2 separate regions of the Homo sapiens genome follow, and region 1 is linked to region 2. A link is an interaction called in ENCODE POLR2A ChIA-PET data of the cell type or tissue named here. Cell type or tissue: OCI-LY7. All regions are shown on one strand. Each heading gives the region's core, and the rest is flanking DNA. Links, peaks and the distances in the headings are about the cores only.

Region 1 (5,391 bases), core at 204-5,203, 110 kb after region 2:
CTTGCATTTTGGGTGTCAGGGAATCAGTAGCACCTTAAAAATAACTGCAACAGGATAAAGGGTGAGAGGAAAAAATAAACACTGTTGACAAATAGTTTATTAAGGAAGGAAGTAAAATGAAGCACACTGAACTAGTCATCTGCAGAATAAATATAGACAAGTACACTTCCAGAGATACACTAGAAAAAAAAAACTCCAACCCAAATACACTGAAAGGAGCCCAAGGATAGAGATAATAGCTAAGTGGGCTAAGATATTAGCTATTGTTTAGAAGGAAGAACCTCACATAGAAGGATAAATGTTGAAAATAGAACTGAGCATTACGTGGGGGAAGAAACCACTTTGACCAAAATATGTATATATATATAGCATTAGATGAGGCTCTTAACATTCTAAAGTGGTATGGGAAGGCAAACCATACTTTTTAAAGATGAATTTTCAAAGTGCATTAGAAAAGGAGTTACTACTTCTTATTACAGTTGCCAGGAACAGACAATTTAAAAGTTTAAGAAACAATTGTTTATCTAAATAAGTTTTGAATTGCTCTTTTTTTTCTGGGTAAAGGTACAGACATTCTTTGAGCCACAGGTCTAAAAGATTTTGTAATTGTTTATGTAATGTTTCCAACAGACATCAGCCCTCATGCTCCTTTAGACCAGCTTCAGCGAACCTTTTCCATAAAGGGCCAGAGAGTAAATATTTTAGGCTTTGCAGGCCATATGGCCTTTGTGGCAGCTCCCCAACTCTGTCACTGTGGCACAAAAATGGCCATAGAGAATACATAAGCGAATGTGTGTGGCTGCATTCCAATAAAACTTTATTTACAAAAACAGGTGGAAGGCTGCACTTGGCCCACGGCTGTAGTGTGCCAATCCCCGGCCCAGACCATAGGTTGCTTCCACGTGGTAAAATAATTGATTCCTGCTTTCTATTCTGTCCATCTTTTTTCTTATGACCATTTTCATTAAATTTGACCAAATTCTTTATGCTGTACTGATGTGATAAGTCACATTTGGGTTTTTATGTTTTCAGAAATGGCAGAGTTGAAGGTTTCTTTGATAGGCTTCTTCTATTCAGGAATGCTCTGTTTTAAGAAAACATAATATAGAAGACCCCAAATTTCAAAATAGTAAATAAAGGGGATGGTTATTCACCTAACAAGAATTTTCTTGCTTTGCAAAATAACTCCTTGAAGGGTTTCTCTAAAATGCTTCTGTCCTTCCCTGACACCACACTATTTATTTACAGACAATATCTTACTAAACAACATAGGAGGAAGCTGGGGAGAGAAAAACTGGCTAAATTATCAAAAAAGACTGTTAATTGAAGATCAACCTAATACAATGTATTTAAAGCAAAAATGCAATGAAAAGGAAAACAATATTTATGTACTTTTCAGACACACAATTACCATCTGAAAAAAGACAGTGGTATTTTCAGCTCTCTGCTTCCACTCCAGATTCCATGGCCACTTCGTTTATCAGTGCTAGTTTGGGTCCTGGTTCTGTGTGAAGTGAAATAATAAATATCTTGTATGTTAGCAACGATGGGCAGTCTACTGTTCACAGCAACAGGAAGTGTTCATTTTTAGATTGTAACATTATCTCTAAAAGATCAAGAATGGATAAAATAAGATTTGCTATTCAAGCTGACTAGACCCTGTATCCTGTAATTTCCTTTGACCACTAGAACTCTGCAGAAAGTTTCATATTTGAAAGACTTGAAAAAATTCATTGCAAAGGATTATTTCATTTTATTATTGTCTTTTCCACTCAAACATCTGTTTTTAGGAAACCAACATTAATTTTGATTAACTGAAGAAAAAAGCAAAGCAACTAATGCATGGAAAAAGTATTATTTCTATTAAGAAATATTTTCATTCTTTTGATTTTATCCATGTTTGGTGAACAGATGCACATTTGTGATAAACCAGTGAATTTTGAAAAAATAAATAATTTAAAATAAGTTAAAAGGAAATGTAACTAAAATCTCAAACACTTCAAAAAGAAAAGAAAAATATAATATTCTCCCTGGTAATGCTTCCCTTTTTCTTCATCAAACTAACTTATGGATAACGGGGTTTCTCTCGACTCAGTGATTTGCAGTGCATCTTTGTTTCTTACAACTTGGAAGTCGCATCATTTACGTAATGATCTTGAGGAAGAAAGAAAATGCAAAGGGAAGTATGAAATAGCTATAAATTTGTTTCCTTTTAGAGTAGACAAAAATTCGTAAATTCTAAATGATCTTTGTTATTTTTTAAAATTCCAGATTTACATAAGACAGGATCATACATCTAATGTCCTGCTAAAACCATGCAAGGTGAAAAGCTGGAAAAGATGAGCTCTTTATACGGGCAGAAACGTTGTGTTTCTGGTTGGTAGGGTAAAAATTCCAAGAGGAAAAGCTTGTACTAGTTAAATATGTGCTGAACGCCATCCCCTTCCATCGTCCCTGTCTTGTATCTTCAACTTCTACCTTGAAATCTTCCTCTCACTCTACAAACGTATTCACACCTCTCCCACTAGGGAAAATAGCCTCATGAATCCTGAATTCCAACTTAACCTGTTATCCTCCTGTCTTTTCTCTTTTCCTCTCAGCTAAGCTTCTTGAGAGAATAGTGTTTATTTCGTCTCCATTACCTTACCTCCTCAATTCACTGCATCTTTCATCCCCTAGCCTAGGAATTTTTTACTTAATTGCTAAATCTAGTGGGCCCTTTTAGTTTCCTTTTCTGTTAAGATAGAGGCATGCGTTGCCTTTTTTATTAAAATTTTCATATTGCCAGGCTTGATTCATTATTTGCATGTGTATCTCTTTCGGTAGAATGGGTGTCCCAGGAGGGCTGAGATGTTATTTAATTTGAAACCTTAAGATGAACACAATGCCTGGCCTATGAAGGTTCTTAATAAATGTTTCTTAAACAGGTTTTTCCCAATTGGACTGCAATGATTTTTAGAAATGCGCAAGTACCAGGGTATTTATACAAACTTGTATTCTTGTTGGTTTGTTTAAATCATGTGGCCTATCTTTCCACATGGTTTGGGTTTGAGGGGCTCGTTTCCTGTTTGTTTTAAAAGGTTTCTTGCTTTGAAACCATTTTGCTCTGAAACACCCCTGCGAGTTTAGTCCGCTCTCTCGGAGGAGGTCTGGGGCCTGCAGCGGGCCTCCCAGTCAGGTCTGGTGATGAAGCACGACATCGCATTGTTGGCTTAGCCGCCCGGGTGGTTGCCTGTTTGTGGGGAGAGGAAGTAGCTACATGAAAACCCTGGGGATGCCAAATGTGGCCTCTACATCCAGGCAACTGGGGCTGGCTCCAGTGCAACAATGGCCGGGTACTTCTGAAAGTGCAGCTGTGACACAGCTTTCCCAGCTCACATTCTCATCAGATGTGTCCTTTATGCAACTTTTTTTTTTTTACATCATTATAAACCAATCTCATCATATTCTAAAATTTTGGAAGATTCAAGAAAAAAACATTCCTATTATCTGCACACATTGATACTTTGAGGTTGTATTTGACATTCCTTTTTGCCAGCATTTAAAAAAAATTTGATTGTCATTGTAGGGTCCACTTTTTTCACTTACTGGATCATAAGCAGTCTGTTGCTATGTGGTTGTATAGTCATTTAAAATCAGGCCACTTTTATGCTACATTTTGTAAATAGGGAAATCTTGAGACATATATACCGTCCTGAACAATATTCCTGAAGAATTGAATTCCACTGTCGTCCATGAAACACAAAGGCCAGGTAATTCCCATAACTCCAGGTGATGCTGTTTCTCTTCAGCAGCTACTCCCTTTGTGTGGTCTTTCTACAAGTAGAGGTAAAGACACGGGTCAGGGTGCTTTTCTGGAGCAAAATTTGCACAATTTTACTGAGTGATTCCAGTCTCCGGAGACAATTATATACGCAGAGAGAGATTTTATGTACCAGAATATTTATTTTAGTGCTTCTTTTTATACGTATGATTTTTAAAAATTAGTAACAATCTACAATGCCCAACAATCGAGGAATGATCAGATAAGAATAGGATAGGATAATTTGAGTCTGAAGTTAAGCAGAAGTCAAAAAAGAGAGAAGTTGATCGGCATTTCTACACAGGTCAGTCAATGAACAAAGTATGTATCGTATTAACTCCAGATGAGCTTTGAATTGCTCAGAAAACACCAAAACAAAGGCAAGTTCGTTTGGGAAATATTGAGGAGAGGTTAAGAATCATTTCCATAAGACACAGCTGGGCAAATCTGATGTGAGAGAAAATGAAAATGTCAGTGATGTTTCCTGTCACTCCAGCATCTTTCCTACAGACTTTCTTAGTTCTGTGGTCAAAATTTGCTTTTGCTTTTATTTGAATATTTCCTGCTCCCTCCCACAATGATCTTCAAGTTGGGTATGCCAAAGCAGACCATTTTCCTTAAGACTTTATTTTCATTTTTTCCTCTTCTGGGATGGTGGAGCTCATAAGAAGCAAGAGAACGCCTTTGTAGCCTGGTGCAGCCAGAAGCTCTTGTTGAATCTTGTCATGACACGCATGACTCCTGAGATTACAGAGCCTTCCACATGAGAGCTGCTCTAAAGTCTCATGGACTAGCTATAAAATAGGAAGTTATAAAAAAGGACTGGTATTCGCCATTCATCGGAAGAAGAGCAGTGTTTATTGAGCGTCATGGTCATCACTAGGGCTGGTTACCATGCATTTTTAGTCCTTCTTGTCCCCTATTCTGGGCACAGGGCTGGAATTCATTTCCTGGACTTATCGTAGTTGAGGTGGTGTATTAGTTTTGACTAATGAGTTATGGGGGAAAAGTGATGTGTGTCAATTATAGGCTGCACATTTTATTAGCAGTATAATTAAGCACTGTCTTGTCCCCTTTGCCGTGACAACTAGCAAGGTTTGACACGATTGTTTACAGAGCATTGTTTAAAAGATAAAATCACAAGACCGCTCAGAATAGGGAGTGACTGAATTCACACTCTTTTGCTTTCTCAAAAGAGAGTTTCGGTGTGAAATTAGCAGGTCCTCACATGGCCTTCTTTCTTTCCAAGTGGGGTAGGATGAGGCAGATTCTCCCTCCTGTGGCCTTCAGGCATGCCATTGTAGCCCCTCCCTTGCTGAAACACAAAAACCTATGTCTTGGCTGGAGCTTTCCTGGCTTCCAAGTCTAGACCTCTGTGTCCAGTGTGTCCCCACGTGTTTGTGCCTCAAGTATCAGTGAAGCCTAGCGTGAAAGAGATCAGGCCCAGGAGTCACATTGTGTGACTTGGCCATTTAACATCTGTGTGACCTTGATAAAGTTAAAATTAACCCCTCTCAGCTTTGGTCTGTTTTCTGTAAAATGGGGGTAGTAATAGCATCTTCCTCATAGGCTATTGTGAGCATTCAATG
Region 2 (5,391 bases), core at 96-5,095:
CTAATCCCTCCTCCCTCCATTTCCTCTATTGTTTGTTCACTGGCTCTTCTTAAATTTTCCATCCACTAAGCTTTTTACATGACTTTGTCCTGGGTTTCTTCCCTCAGAGAAGTTCTGTGTGTCCATGTGGATGAATAGTAAAGCTGTATCTTGGGCCCAATCTCTCGATTTGTCTGTAGCCTGATGTTTATAATAGCCGGCTAAACAAATGCTGCTAGATCTCCTCTTCTCACCTCTCCTTCTGTTAACGTCATCACTACTGTCTTTCTGTAAAGTTTAAGACCAGGTGGGTGCAGTGGTATATGCCTGTACTCCCAGCACTTCGGGAGGCTAAGGTAGGCAGGTCACTTGAGCCCAGGAGTTGAAGGCCAGCCTGGGCAACATAGGGAGACCCTGTCACAAAACAACAACAAAAAAAGGCACCACATTTTTCAACCCTCTTCATCCAGCCAACTGCCCTTTTGTTGCTCCCCATATTACTTTGATTAAACCTGTATAGGACAAAGAACTTTTTGCTTTGCTTTTCTTCATGCCTGGAACAGAGATCTCTTTGCTAGACAATCAGAATGTCCTGGAAACTTGTCTTCCTATTCCAAACCTTTTTTTTTTTATTTTTATTTTTTGAGACAGAGTCCTGCTCTGTCACCCAGACTGGAGTGCAGTGGCGTGATCTCAGCTCACTGCAACCTCCGCCTCATGGGTTCAAGTGATTGTCCTGCCTCCACCTCCTGAGTAGCTGGGACTACACAAATATGCCACAATGCTCAGCTAATATTTGTATTATTTTTTTAATTGCAGAATTTTTAAAAAATTATTATATTTTAAGTTCTGGGGTACATGTGCAGAACGTGCAGTTTTGTTACATAGGTTACACGTGCCATGGTGGTTTGCTGCATCCATCAACTCACCCATTACTGGGTATATACCCAAAGGATTATAATTTTTGTATTGTTAGTAGGGACGGGGTTTCACCATTTTGGCCAGGATGGTCTCGATCTCTTGACCTCGTGATCCGCCTGCCTCGGCCTCTCAAAGTGCTGGGATTACAGGCGTGAGCCACCACCCCCAGCCTCAAACTTTTCTTACACTTCAGAATACGCTTTCAGTAGTACCACATCTGTCTCAAGGCTTTCTTGACCCAGATCCTGCATTGCCTCTTCTTTGTCAATTGGATCAAATTTGAATTCTTCACCCAGCAGTCAATGCCTCCATGATATAGTCCAAATTATATTTCCAGCTTTATCTCCAAGCAGGCTTTTATGAATATCTGATATACTATAACATACATGTGCCATTCCTCAGATGCCAGGTTTATTGCCTAATTGCTTTTGCTTCTGTTTGTACCGCTAGAATGCATTATTCTATACGATATTGAATGCGCCCATTGCTACTTGTTGAGATCTTAGCCATCTTTAAAACTTCTTAAAAGTGAAACGGGGTGCGGTGGCTCAGGCCTGTAATCCCAGCACTTTGGGAGGCCGAGGCGGGCGGATCACGAGGTCAGGAGATCGTGACCATCCTGGCTAACACGGTGAAACCCCATCTCTACTAAAAATACAAAAAATTAGCCGGGTGTAGTGGCGGGTGCCTATAGTCCCAGCTACTAGGGAGGCTGAGGCAGGAGAATCGCTTGAACCCGGGAGGCGGAGGTTGCAGTGAGCCGAGATCGTGCCATTGCACTCCAGCCTGGGTGACAGAGTGAGATTCCGTCTCAAAAAAGAAAAAAAACTTCTTAAAGGTTTTATTCCATGAATCAGTTCAGGTCTCTCTAACCAGACTCTGTCTTTTCCCCCATTGATTTCCCAGAGCACTTTGTTTCAACCTCTTGCATGCCTGTGCTCTTATTCTTCCCTATATAATGATTACTTATTTCTCTCATCCACTTGTTAAACTTCAGTCTCCTTAGAGATGGTGCCTCTTCTTACTCATTTTGCGGACTTAACAGTGTATGTTGTTGTATCTTCTATATAAAGGGACCCAGCATCTATTCTCTCTTTCTCTTTAGTAACAGAACTCCCGTTTTTTTTTTTTTTTTTCCAGGATGATACTGTGCCCAGCTAAAAATACTTATTCTCCAAGCTCTCTTGCAGTCAGGTGGCCAAATGAGTCAGTTCTATACAAGGAGATGAAAGCTGAGGGTTTCTGACTTTCTAGATATAGGCACCACACCCCTTTCTGCTTTGCCCTTCTGCCTGGAACATGGACCTGAGTCTAGTCTTCTGGCCATTAGATAATAATCTTCAGGGTGAAGATCAACTCATCGATTCTTTCATTTAACAAATATTTACTGAATACATGCTATTGTGCCAGGCACTGTTGTGGTTGCTTTAAAAAGCAGCAGAGCAGAAGGATAGAATCTGAATCCCCGATGGCATCATTAAACATTGCAGCATCTTTAACTGTGTACCTCTGGACTTCATGAACCCCCTTCTCTTCAAGCTAATTTTACTCAGTTGTTTGATCATTTTCTGTTATTTTAAAGTTGAATGCATTTCTTATCCACACAATGCTGTTCTATTACTGATCTAAAGCCTGGAATTGTAAGTGAGACTGGCTCAGGTTTATTTTCCTCTTGAAATAATCGTGTGAATTTTCTCCTTTATTCTATTAGTTTTTGTTGATTTTCAAACGTTAACCAATCTTGCATTCTTGTAATAAACTTTACTGGATTTGAATGTATTTATTATCTGTTTGTGTGTATTAGTGGATTCAGTTTGCTAATATTTTGTTTGGGATTTTTGCATTATGTTCATGAGCAATACCGGCCTGTAATTTTCCTTCCTTGTAATGTTAATGTCAAGTTTGATATCAAGGTTATCCTGGCCTTACGAGTTGGGAAGCAGTTTTTCTTTCCATTATCAGGAAGAGTTTGAATAAGATTATTCTTAATTCTTTAAATAATTAAAAAAATTTACTGGCGAAGCCATTTGGGCTTGGAGCTTTCATTGTTTTAATTACGGATTCATTTTCTTTAAGAGATACAGGGCTATAAGAATTTCTATTGGAGGAGGGAAGAGATATTGGTCAAAGGATACTGAATTTCAGTTAGGAATAAATTAAACACTTCTAATGTATAAGATGGTGGCTATAGTTAATAACAATGTATTATATTCTTGACAATTGCTAAGAGAGTAGGTTTTAACTCTTCTCACTGTAAAAAATAAGTATATGAGATTATGCATATGTTATTTAGCTCAATTTAGCCACTCTACAATGTATTCATATATCAAAACATTTTGTTATATAAGACAAATATATATAATTTTTTGCCAATTAAAAACAAATAAAATTTTATTATTAAATTCATTTTTGGTAAGTTATGCTTTTCAATGAAATTGTTCATCTAAAATCAAATTTATTTATCTATTATCTTTTTAATGTCTATGGAATCTGCAATAAAGTCCCCCTTATTATATATGATATTAAAAATATATTCTCATTTTCTTGATTAATTTTTCTTGAAGTTTATCAGCTTTTACATTTGTTTTCAAATAACTATCTTTTGCCTTAATTTTCTCTAATATATATTTGCTTTCTATTTTATTGATTTCTACTCTTAATTTTTTTCTGTTTTTTAGGGTTTAGTTTTTTTTCCAGATTAGTTTCTTGAGATGGAAGCTTATATCCTTGATATTTAATCCTTCTTTGTTTCTAAAAGATGTACTCAAAGTAATATCTTTTCCTCTGAGTACTGCATTAGCTGCATAGAACAAATCATACATATTTTAATATTTTTGAAAATGACAAATGAAAAATTGTATATATTTATAATGTACAATGTGACATTGCACATTATACACGTTTTGATATATGTAGACATTGTGGAATGATTAAACCAAGTTAACTAATGTATCCAGCACTTAACATATTGATGTTTTGTGATGAAGACATTCATTACAATTTGTTATTGTTAACTCTAGTCACCATGCTGTACAATAGATCTCCTGAACTAACTCCTCTTGTCTAACTGAAACTTTATGCGCTTTGACCAACATCTCACCATCCCTCTAAAACTCCTCTCCCCAACCCCAGCCTCTGGTAATCGCCACTATTCTCCTTTCTGCTTCCATGAGTTTGATTTTTTTTTTTAATTCCACATATAAGTGAGAGCTTATAGTATCTATCTTTCTGTGCCTGGCTTATTTCACTTAACATAATGTCCTCCAGGTTCATCCATGTTGTCACAAATGACAGAATTTCCTTTTCTTAAGGCCAAATAATATACCATTGTGTATATATTTTCTTTATTCATTCATCTACTATTGGACACTTAGGTTGATTCCTTATCTTGGCTATTGTGAATAATACTGGAATGAACATGGGAGTGCAAATATCTCTTCAACATAACTGATTTCATTTCCTTTGGATATCCATACTCAGAAATAAAATTGCTGGATCATATGGTAATTCTATTTTTAATTTTTTGAGGAACTTCCATACTGTTTTCCATATGGCTATACTAATTTACTGTCTCATGAACAGTGTACAAGGGTTCCCTTTTCTGACCAACACTTGTTACCTTTTGTCTTTTTGATAAAAGCTATCCTTACAGGTGTGAGGTGGTATCTCATTGTGGTCCTAATTTGCATTTCTCTAATGATTAGTGATGTTGAGCATTTTTCATATACCTGTTGTCCTTTGACATTTTTTATTTTTTTGAGAAATATCTACTCAGGTCTTTTGCCCATTTTAAAATCAGGTTATTTGTTTTCTTGCTATTGAGTTGTTTGTGTTCTTTATACATTTTGGATATTAACTCCTTATCAGATGTGTTGTATGCAAATGTTTTCTCTCATTCCATAAATGGTCTCTTCACTCTGTTGATTGTTTCCTTTGCTGTGTGTGCAGAAGCATTTCAGTTTGATGCCATTCCCATTTGGCTACTTTTGTTTTCGTTGCCTGTGCTTTGGGGTCATTAATATGTCACATTTTTGCTATCATTTAGGTCAAAATATTTTCTTTCTCTCTCTTTTTCAGGGTTTCACTCTGTCATCCATGCTGGAGGGCAGTGGCATGATCATGGCTCACTGTAGCTTTGACCTCCCCAGGCTCAAACAATTCTTCCCCCTCAGCCTCCTTGGTAGCTGGGACTACGGGTGCACACCACCATGCCAGTCTAATATTTTTTGTAGAGATGTGGTTTCACCAGGTTGCCCAAGCTGGTCTTGAACTCCTGGGCTCAAGTGATCCACCCACCTCAGACTCCCAAAGTGTTGAGATTACTGGTGTGAGCCACTGTGCTCGGCCTCAATATATTTTCTAATTTCCATTATGATTTCTTATTTTATCCGTTTGTTATTTAGAAATATATTGCTTAATTTACAAATATTTTGGGATAGTCTAGTTACTTTTCCATTATTGATTTATAGATTAATCTCATTGTGGTAAAAA

Evidence for each region. ChIA-PET counts read pairs that join two places held together with the same protein. Peaks named below come from ENCODE experiments on the same cell type or tissue, not always from the same donor. Only the 100,000 strongest peaks of a DNase experiment are listed, where the experiment ranks them.
Region 1: POLR2A ChIA-PET joins it to region 2 with 6 read pairs; 3 of 35 experiments call an interaction of 5 or more read pairs at or near these places.

What each region holds. Positions count from the first base shown.
Region 1 is chr15:38,074,819-38,080,209 of GRCh38, reverse strand. No RefSeq gene overlaps it. Among named protein-coding and RNA genes, the nearest start is that of LINC01852, 4.5 kb to the right of the region's middle. In OCI-LY7, for the core only: no CTCF peak of the experiment used is centred there; DNase peaks (open chromatin) are centred at 3,199 and 4,539; H3K4me3 peaks cover 4,405 bases; H3K27ac peaks cover 4,932 bases.
Region 2 is chr15:38,179,835-38,185,225 of GRCh38, reverse strand. No RefSeq gene overlaps it. Among named protein-coding and RNA genes, the nearest start is that of SPRED1, 70 kb to the left of the region's middle. In OCI-LY7, for the core only: no CTCF peak of the experiment used is centred there; no DNase peak of the experiment used is centred there.